Linked DNA regions of Homo sapiens: region 1 is linked to region 2. Evidence: read pairs that join two places in POLR2A ChIA-PET (ENCODE). Cell type or tissue: PC-3. All regions are shown on one strand. Each heading gives the region's core, and the rest is flanking DNA. Links, peaks and the distances in the headings are about the cores only. Region 1 overlaps FLJ33534 (Putative uncharacterized protein FLJ33534). Region 2 has its middle 92 kb from the start of KCNF1.

Region 1 (4,390 bases), core at 179-4,178, 120 kb before region 2:
TCTGATTCTGGTGTTGTTATTATAATATGAGTTGAATGCATGAGAAAAGTCTGAACGGACGTGCTTCCTCCCGTGTCTACTGCATATCTTTAGGGAGTAGACCGGAATGCAGTGGCATGATCTTGGCTCCCTGCAGCCTCCAACTCCAGGGTTCAGCAATCCTCCCACCTCAGCCTCCCAAGTAGCTGGGACTACAGGCATGCGCCACCATGCCTGGGTAGTTTTTGTGTTTTCTTGTAGAGACAGGGTCTCACTGTGTTGCCCAGGCTGATCTCAAACTCTTGGGCTCAAGCAATCTGCCCACCTTGACTTCCCAGAGTGCTAGGATTATAGGTGTGAGCCACTGCACCTGGTCAATCATGTTAACGCCTAAGATATGATTGTCAGGGGTAGTGCAGAGAGCACAGAATTGAGAATCCAGAGAACTGGGTTCTTGTCTAGGCTCTGACCCTACCTTCCTGGGCTTTTTTTTTTTTTTTGAGACAGGCTCTCCCTCTATCGTCCAGGCTGGAGTGCAGTGGCACCATCACGACTGACTGCAGCCTCCTGCGCCCCGTGATCTTCCCACCTCAGTGCCCTGAGTAACTGGGACCACAGGTGTGTACCACCGCACCCAGCTAATTTTGTTTATTCTTCTGTAGCAATGGACTCTCGCTATGTTACCCAGGTTGGTCTCAAACTCCTGGGCTCAAGCGATCCACCCTGCTTGGCCACCCAAAGTACTGGGATTACAGGCGTGAGCCACCATGCCCGGCCTGGGCCCATTGGTAAGGATTATTCAACAGTAAAGATAGTAAATCTATGACAGTCTCTCTTGGATTATGTATTAGTTTGCCAGAGCTGCCCTAACACAATGCCATGAACTGGGTGGCTAAACAAGAGAAATGGAGCGTGTCACAGTGCTGGAGGTCAGAGGTCTGAGAAGAGGGGTCGGTGGGGTTCATTCCTTCTGAGACAGTGAGGGAGAATCTGTGCCAGGCCCCTTACCCCACTTTTGGGACCTTCCTGGCAATCTTCCATGTTCCTTGGTGTGCAGAAGCATCACCCTAATCTCTGCCTTCATCTTCACATGGTGTTGTTTCTTTGTGTGTCTCTGTCTAAATTTCTCCTGTTTTATGAGGGCACATTCATACTGGATCTCAGCCCACCCTACTCCAGTATGACCTCATCCGAACTCATCACATCGGCAATGACCCTGGTTCCAAATAAGGTCACATTCTGGGGTGCTGGGGATTAGCACTTCAATGCAAATTTTGAGAAGCACAATTCAACCAATCACAGATTATACAGATTTGAATTCCTTCTGGGATCTATTAAGGGATAAAACCGACCTTGTATGGCCAGGCACAGTGGCTCGCACCTGTAATTCCTGCCAGCCCTTTGGGAGGCTGAGGTGGGTAGATCACCTGAGGTCGGGAGTTTGAGACCAGCCTGGCCAACATGGCAAAACCACATCTCTACTAAAAATACAAAAATTAGCTGGGTGTGGGTAGGCACGAGCCTGTGATCCCATCTACTTGGGAGGCTGAGGCAGGAGAATCACTTGAAACCTCGAGGTGGAGGTTGAAGTGAGCTGAGATCATGCCAGTGCACTCCAGCCTGAGTGACAGAGCGAGACTCCATCTTAAAAAAAAGAACCAACCTTGTATTCAGCCCCCACTGTACGTCAGGCATTATTTCCAGTCCTCACCTCACCTCATTCGGTGAACAGTATTAGCTCCATTTTATGGATGAGAAAACAAAGTCTTCAAGAGGCTGAGTGTCTTGTCCAGGGACCCAGGCAATAAGTGGCAGGCCTTGCATGGAATTCACTCATACAACTTCTAAAGTCTGTGCTTTATTGGAACTGCAGAGCTGTGGTTTGACTAATACTTGACTACGCCTAAGGATTTTTCCCCAGGAACTTCCTTGATAATTTTCATTAAATAGACCTTATATTTTCAATCCACTCGAGCCTCTGGGAGACAAGTGAGAAATTCCCTGATGGATAATGGCATTAAAAACAGCAACTGTGTACACTGCTTGAAAAGTGTGCTTTCTTGCATTTCTCTTGTGAAGTGTTGTGACGGCCTTGTGAAGTGGAGCCGATCACATGTGGATTTAGGGGCAGAAACTGGAAGACCACAACCCACCTAGACCGCACAGGCAAGAAATGGACCCCCAGGACCAGAATCCCTTCTGACTATAGTTTCTGGCCTCTTCTTCAGTTGTTATTTGCAGAGAAAAAGCATCTCACATAAACAGTTTTACTTCGGTTATCAAAAAGATACTCAATGATCTATATTTCAAAGACTCTAGATTCCTGGGAGTTGGGGGAATTTTAAGCATTGGGAACATATTCTGGAGCATGTCTTTATGTTCTTTATTCTGTAGCTTCCCATGGGTGGCCAGCCGAATGCATTATGGGAGAAAGCAGGTCTCGTGGATAATATTTCTGAAGATCGGAGCAGGTTGCCAGGTCCACGTCGGCCATGACTGCAGCACGCTCCGGAGGCAGCAGGGGGCACCCTGGAGCTTCGCATCCTCCTTCAGGCCCGCGGCATCTCCCCTGGCTCCACCATCCCCAGGTGTCTCAGGTTGGACGCACGGTAGTTCGCTATGGCCATTTCTGATTAAAGACAGAACAAATGGATTGTCCGGATACGGTGTCTGTGAAAGGAACCCAGCTGTGAGCCTCGGCAGGCAGGTGCGACATTCTAAATCCACAGGGAGGGCCCAGAAGGGACGCAAGAGGTCACCTGCCGTGCAGGGTGCGGGGGGTCTTGGAGGTGGGCAGCAGCTGTTCACCCGTGAGCGACGAGGAGCATCAGCGCTTGAACAGCGGAAGCAGCATTTACAGGTGAACACCAGCCCGAGAGGGCCGGGGGGCCCAAAGCTATGGTGTCCAGAGCCTCCCAGCTCCCACTCTGGCCTCCAGTGGCCATGGAATTGCTAACTATGAGGGCGCAAGCTTCTCCCAGCAAGTCAAGGGGATGCTATGTGCTGCGATAACGGGTCCGGCCGCCTTGCCTTTGGCCTTCCAAGCCCCTCTCTGAGCCCCAGGACGTACCCACACCTGCCGGCCCATGTAGGGTGGTCCCAGCCTGCGTCAGTCAGGCCACACTCCGGAGCCAGGCTTGGTGCAAACTCCCAGCTGAGCTCACCCGCTGGCTGCGGTCTGTGATACTTCCCTGGTGGTCTCTGACGGGGCTGTATGGCCTCCCTCTGGAACCCAGGCTGAACACTCGAGGAGCTGGAGGCAGTCGGGCAGAATCAGCCTCTGGTTGCCAGCATGGGGTGTCAGGCAGGGGCAATCCAGCGGGGAGCCTGGGGAGAGAGGGCGGGGGTGAGGCACTGATCTCAGGCTGTGGGGAGGAATTCACACCTGCATGGCTGAGGCTGGTGCTGCCCCCCTGATCACCAGGAGATCAGCCTCTCCTTCCCCAGCCTCAATTTGCACCCCTGGCCTGTGCGGTTGGCACTGTCTCCCGTGGGGAGCCCCTGCCTGGCTCAGGGGAGACCCTGGTGCAGAGCCCACCTTTGGAGCTGCCCTGTCCTGCTGAGGCAGGAGCCACCCCTGGCCTGGCCCTGGCCCTGGCCCTGGCCCTCCGGTGAGGCTGCAGTAGCCAGGAGAAGGCCAGTCAGAAAGGCCATCTGCCTGGCGGGTGTTTCTAGCCAGCAGGCCAGGGTAAGGAAGTTGTCAGGCGTCCTGCGGGGATGGCCAGGGTTGCAGACAGGGGTGGCAGCCAGCTCCATGTAGCTCTGGGACCCAGGTGTGTGGCAGGGCCAGGAGCATGTTCTGCTGCTCTTCCAGGCCCGACTCCAGCTCATTTCCTTGAGAGACCCTTTCACCTATTCCAACCTGCATTTGCCTGTGTCGTCCTTTGCAGCAGCAGCCTTGTGGCTGTGCCTCTTCTGTGCCCTCCGAGTTCTAGGCTGAGGGTGAGGATTGGATGAGTTGATCCACGCAAGGCTCCTGGCACAGTGCCTGGCATATGGTTAAATAGACTTGAAGTTATAATTACCAGGTATGTGACCCTGTCCTCAATATGAGTGCCACAGTGGGCTGGAGAGTGGCAGCCCTGCTGGGCAGGATCGTAGGGTCTCAGTGACAGGCCTTCCTCGTATCCCTGACAGGGAGAGAGGCTCACTGAATAGTAAGTTGGCTGTGTCTTTTCTGTCTGAGCCTCTCTGGGAAGCTTCCAAGGGGATAAAGGCTTGAGCTGGAACTTGGAGGAGTTTGCAGGTGGCTGGATTGGGGTGGGGGTGGGGAGGAGGGTGCCAGCATGCCAGGTGGGGGAACAGCATGGGCGAAGGTATGGAGATGGGGGAGGGATCTGGACAGGGTGCCTGTGGCTGGAGCACAGGGCATGTGTGGGCGGGAAGCAGGTGAAGAGAGGAAGAGCTCTGG
Region 2 (4,390 bases), core at 183-4,182:
ATCTCACTGGGCTCAAATCAACGCGCATCCCTCCCTGGAGGCTGCAGGGGAGAGTGGGAGCCTCACCGTTTGCAGCTTCTGGACGCACTTGCTCATCTCCCTTCCTCCAGCCTCAAGGCCGATGGTGTTGGATGAGTTCTCGTGTTGCTCTCTGATGGCTCTCTTCTGATTTCCTCATCCACTTTCAAGGATATAGGATTCATACAGATAATCCAGCATAATCTCCCTACTTTAAAGTCAGGTGATTAGAAAGCTTCATTCTATCTGCAGCCTTCATTCCCTCTTGCAGTGTGACCCAGCCTATCCACAGGTTCTGGGGATTAGGATGTAGATATCTTTAGAGGAGTCCTTATTTGCCTACCACACACTGCTGAGGCTAGAAGCCTAGAAGCCACATATACCCCTGCTCCCTTGCTGGCCAGGTTCTAGCTAGAGTAGCCGAGGGAGACCCCTGCACCAGACTAGAAGGTGGGCGCAGGTGTGCATGCGTGGGCTGTTGCCTCCAGCCGGGGTACTGATGGCCTTCTTATCACTACACAGCACCCCCACCCCACAACCCCCTTCACACCTGCAGCCTAGAAGTAGACGCAGCTTCCTGATCACTAGATCATATCCCTGTCCCCTTTCCTCCATCACTGCTTCAACAGCTTTGTCACAAGCTCCTTGCGTGCATGCCTTGGTCTCCTCCAGCTCCACACAAAGGAGGTGCCAGGAGGGCTGGGAACCGGGACAGAGCCCTGGAGCACCTACCAGGTGCTGGGCACTTGTCATCCGTGGCTTCGTTTAACCCTCCCAACAGCTCTTATTTTGAAGATAGATCCACATGCTTCACTCAGGTCACCCAGGTGGTGTCTGCCGGACACTGTCTTGCCTGCCCAGGGGCCAGGCCTCATCTCAGGGGGCACTGTGGCCTTTTGGGGTGTCTCCTGAGCCTCTCTCAGCTCTCTTTTGAGTTCTGTGGCCCTGAGAGTGGTCAGACCTCCCAGAGACCCCTCCCCAGGCATGTTGGGTTGGGGGCTCTCAGGAAGCCCCCTCTGTCCGGCTGCTTATGGCACCTGTGCTACAGGAATTGTCACGTGTGGACCCTTTACCTCCTCATGATTGGAATATCTTGGTGATCCTCTAATTTATTGTAATAAGCTTTCACAAATGTTAAATGCATCTCCCCCTAGTTCCTGCCTCTTCTGTTCACACAGGATGGACTAGGGTTCGGTGTCTGACTGACCCAGGGGAAACCTGGCTCTGGGAGGCTCACAGCCCCCTCTCCCTCACGAGTGCAATAGGGTCACGGTGCCTCCTCCTGGGGCTGCCTCAAAGATGAAATGGGAGGTCATGGAAGTGCCTAGTGCCACACCTGACGCTTGATATGTGCCTAACACATTATAGTTTCTTATGATTTTAAATTTTAGGTTTGTTGGGTTTTGCTGATTTTAATTTTCAGCGAAATAGCCAAATGCTCTTTTTCACTGAAATTTCTTCTGTTGATTCCATTTTGAAGAAGCTTGCCTCTCTTAGAAGTTGAGGTAAATACTCAGATTTAATTTTAACCAGTTCCCCTCTAATTTCACATATTTAAAACGATTTAACTCCTTCAAGCATCTGGAGTCTATTCTGGAGCATAATGTAAATGTGACTCTAAATGAATTTCCAAATCCCTATGAAATCAACCTAACTTAATTTAATGAATAACTTTTTTTTCCCTAGTGTTTGGTGCTGCTTATTTTAGTGTGTATTAGGTTCTTGTACGCAACAGAGTCTATTACGGGCTCTGAGATATGGATTCACAAGCCATACAAGGACATTCTGTGGATCTGAAAGCGCCTTTGTGTAGCCTCAGATGGGGATGACAACTTGTTGAGTAACTAATTCTCAGAGCATATCCTTTCTGCAGAGCTGAGGCCTATAGATGTGATTCTTTTGTCTTTGGGAAGTGAGAGCATTGGAGAAATCAAAAGCAGCTATGAGTCATACCTGTCACTGTAACATGTCTTTCCTGCTTGGTGATTGCTGAATATTCAGTCTTTTCACTTGGTTTAAAAGTTTTATGAGACACTGTGTTGGTGCAGACTCTGATTGCAAATTTTATCACAGACTCTCTGAACCTTCTCTGTGCCCAGCCTTGGTTCTTTTTTTTTCCCCCAGAATCATCCACTTCACTGTAATCTGGATTTTATTTTCTCTGTGCTGATTATTCTTCTGTTTCCTGATAGTGACTTTAATTGGTCTATTGTGATTTTACGGCATGGCTTTCTTTAAAATAATAACAAGCATCCTGGTTTATTCTTATTGATTTCAAGTGATGTCCTCTTTCATTTCTTTGGGAAGAGATGCCAGCAACTCTAACTTGTTACCTTGATGTCTGACAGAAATGTCAGGCTGTGTAAATTTGGAGATCGTACTGTTTGGCTCTTATGCAGGGTAAACATTTTGGAGGCTGTGTCCTGTGTTTCTGCCCTGCTGTGTTTGGGCTGTTGGCTTTGGTGGCCCCCACACTTGCTGCTGTTTGTACATGTCCCAGGCAGGTAGAAAGGGGAGCACAAGGGTCTGAGAGCTGCCCTTTCAATAAGGGAAGGGATGCCTGCATGGATATGAGCTTATATTTCATTGTTTGACACTGTATTGGTTTCCAAAAACAAAGCACCACAAACTGGGTAGCTTTAAACACCAGAAATGGATTCTCTCACAGTTCTGGAGGCCAGAAGTCTAAAGTCAAGATGTCAGCAGTGCCCTGGTCCCTCTGAAGCTCTGGGGAGGATCCTTCCTGCCTCTCCAGGTTCTGGTGGTGGGCGGCCATCCTTGGGGTTCCTTGGCTAGTGGATCCATCACTCCAATCTCTGCCTTTGTCTTCACATGGCCTTCATCCTATTCCAGTTTCTGTGTCTCTTCTCTTTTCTAGAAAGACACAAGTCATATTGGATCAGGGCCCACTCTATTCCAGGAGGACCCTATCTTACCTAATCACAACTGTAGCGACCCTATTTCCAAAGGAGGTCAGAGTCACAGGTACCTGGGTACCTGGTCATAGTCACAGGTCCCTATATAACCTGCATTCTTGGAGAACATAATTCAATCCACAGTGAATACCATGTCACCTGGACGTCCCTGGTCAAGGCTCTTTTAGTAAGTAAAATGATGAGACTAGGTATTTAGCTGGCTCTAGGGGTGCCTGCCACAATGGTCTGATGCAATGGGGATGATTGCCCCACTCTCCTGAGGTTCAGATGTTGTGTGCCCTGCAGCCTACCTGGCAGCTCCCACATCGTGTCTCTCCCAGTCTCCCCTGCCTTTGCAGATGGCATCAATGTCCACGCAGAGTGCCGGGCAGAGACCTCGGCAGTGCCCTTCATTTCGCTTTCCCTCTACTCATCTGCCCAGCCCATCAGCATCCCGTCAGTTCCTTCTTGAGAAGATGACATTTCCCATATCTACTGCCATGAGCCCACCTTAAGTAATCAAATAACCAGCTAAAGACTGCCTTGATCTCTCCCCAGGTCACTGCAAGAGCCTCATCACCCTCTTCCTGACCCATTCTCTGCACAGCTGCCACAGTGGTTATTATCCTGTGCTCCAAACCATGCATCTGCTTTGCTGAACCCCAAACTGGGCTCTTGTGTCCCTGTGAGACCAGCCCCTTCCCTCCTCTCCTCCTCACCTCTTCCCACTCTCCCCTTCCTCACTCCCTTTCTGCACAGGAGTCTTCCCTCTGTGCTGGAACACACCAAGCTCATTGGGGCTCAGGACCTCTGCCCGGGATCTTGCCACTGCCCCTGGTCTCTGAGATGAGCTCTGTGAGGGTGGGATGATGGATGATGCTGAGGATGGGGCGGCTCTAATGCGAGGAGTCCTCTGGGTGGGTGCTGGTGCTCTCTGTTCACATTTAATCAGGAAATTCTTGAGCACATTAACTGGGAACTGATTATTCCAAAAGTTAAGGATGGATTCAGCTTCTTTTCTTTCTTTTGGCCTAAAGCCTTTGAAGTCTCACAACTTTTCCTGATAATAATGGCATGAAAGAGATATTTGTATTTTTTTAACTTTTATATAAAACTACAAAAGAAAGAACAAGAGCTATCAATAAGCTTAAAAGAAATGGGAAACTTACAAACAGGAGGGAAATTATGTTATTTTGCCATTTGGTTTACAGACCGGTGGGAGGACATGAATAACACATAAGAAACCATACTGGGGAGGAGGAGCCAAGATGGCCGAATAGGAACAGCTCCGGTCTACAGCTCCCAGCGTGAGCAACGCAGAAGACGGGTGATTTCTGCATTTCCATCTGAGGTACCGGGTTCATCTCACTAGGGAGTGCCAGACAGTGGGCGCAGGCCAGTGTGTGTGCGCACCGTGCGCGAGCCGAAGCAGGGCGAGGCATTGCCTCACCTGGGAA

Evidence for each region. ChIA-PET counts read pairs that join two places held together with the same protein. Peaks named below come from ENCODE experiments on the same cell type or tissue, not always from the same donor. Only the 100,000 strongest peaks of a DNase experiment are listed, where the experiment ranks them.
Region 1: POLR2A ChIA-PET joins it to region 2 with 8 read pairs; 3 of 35 experiments call an interaction of 5 or more read pairs at or near these places.

The regions. Positions count from the first base shown.
Region 1 is chr2:11,122,769-11,127,158 of GRCh38, reverse strand. FLJ33534 (Putative uncharacterized protein FLJ33534) reads left to right here. Exons shown (of 9, transcript NR_040080.1): 4 at 2,374-2,576; 5 at 3,870-4,007. Among named protein-coding and RNA genes, the nearest start is that of FLJ33534, 7.2 kb to the left of the region's middle. In PC-3, for the core only: a CTCF peak has its summit at 2,493 (motif pointing right); a DNase peak (open chromatin) is centred at 2,488.
Region 2 is chr2:11,001,933-11,006,322 of GRCh38, reverse strand. No RefSeq gene overlaps it. Among named protein-coding and RNA genes, the nearest start is that of KCNF1, 92 kb to the right of the region's middle. In PC-3, for the core only: no CTCF peak of the experiment used is centred there; a DNase peak (open chromatin) is centred at 1,902.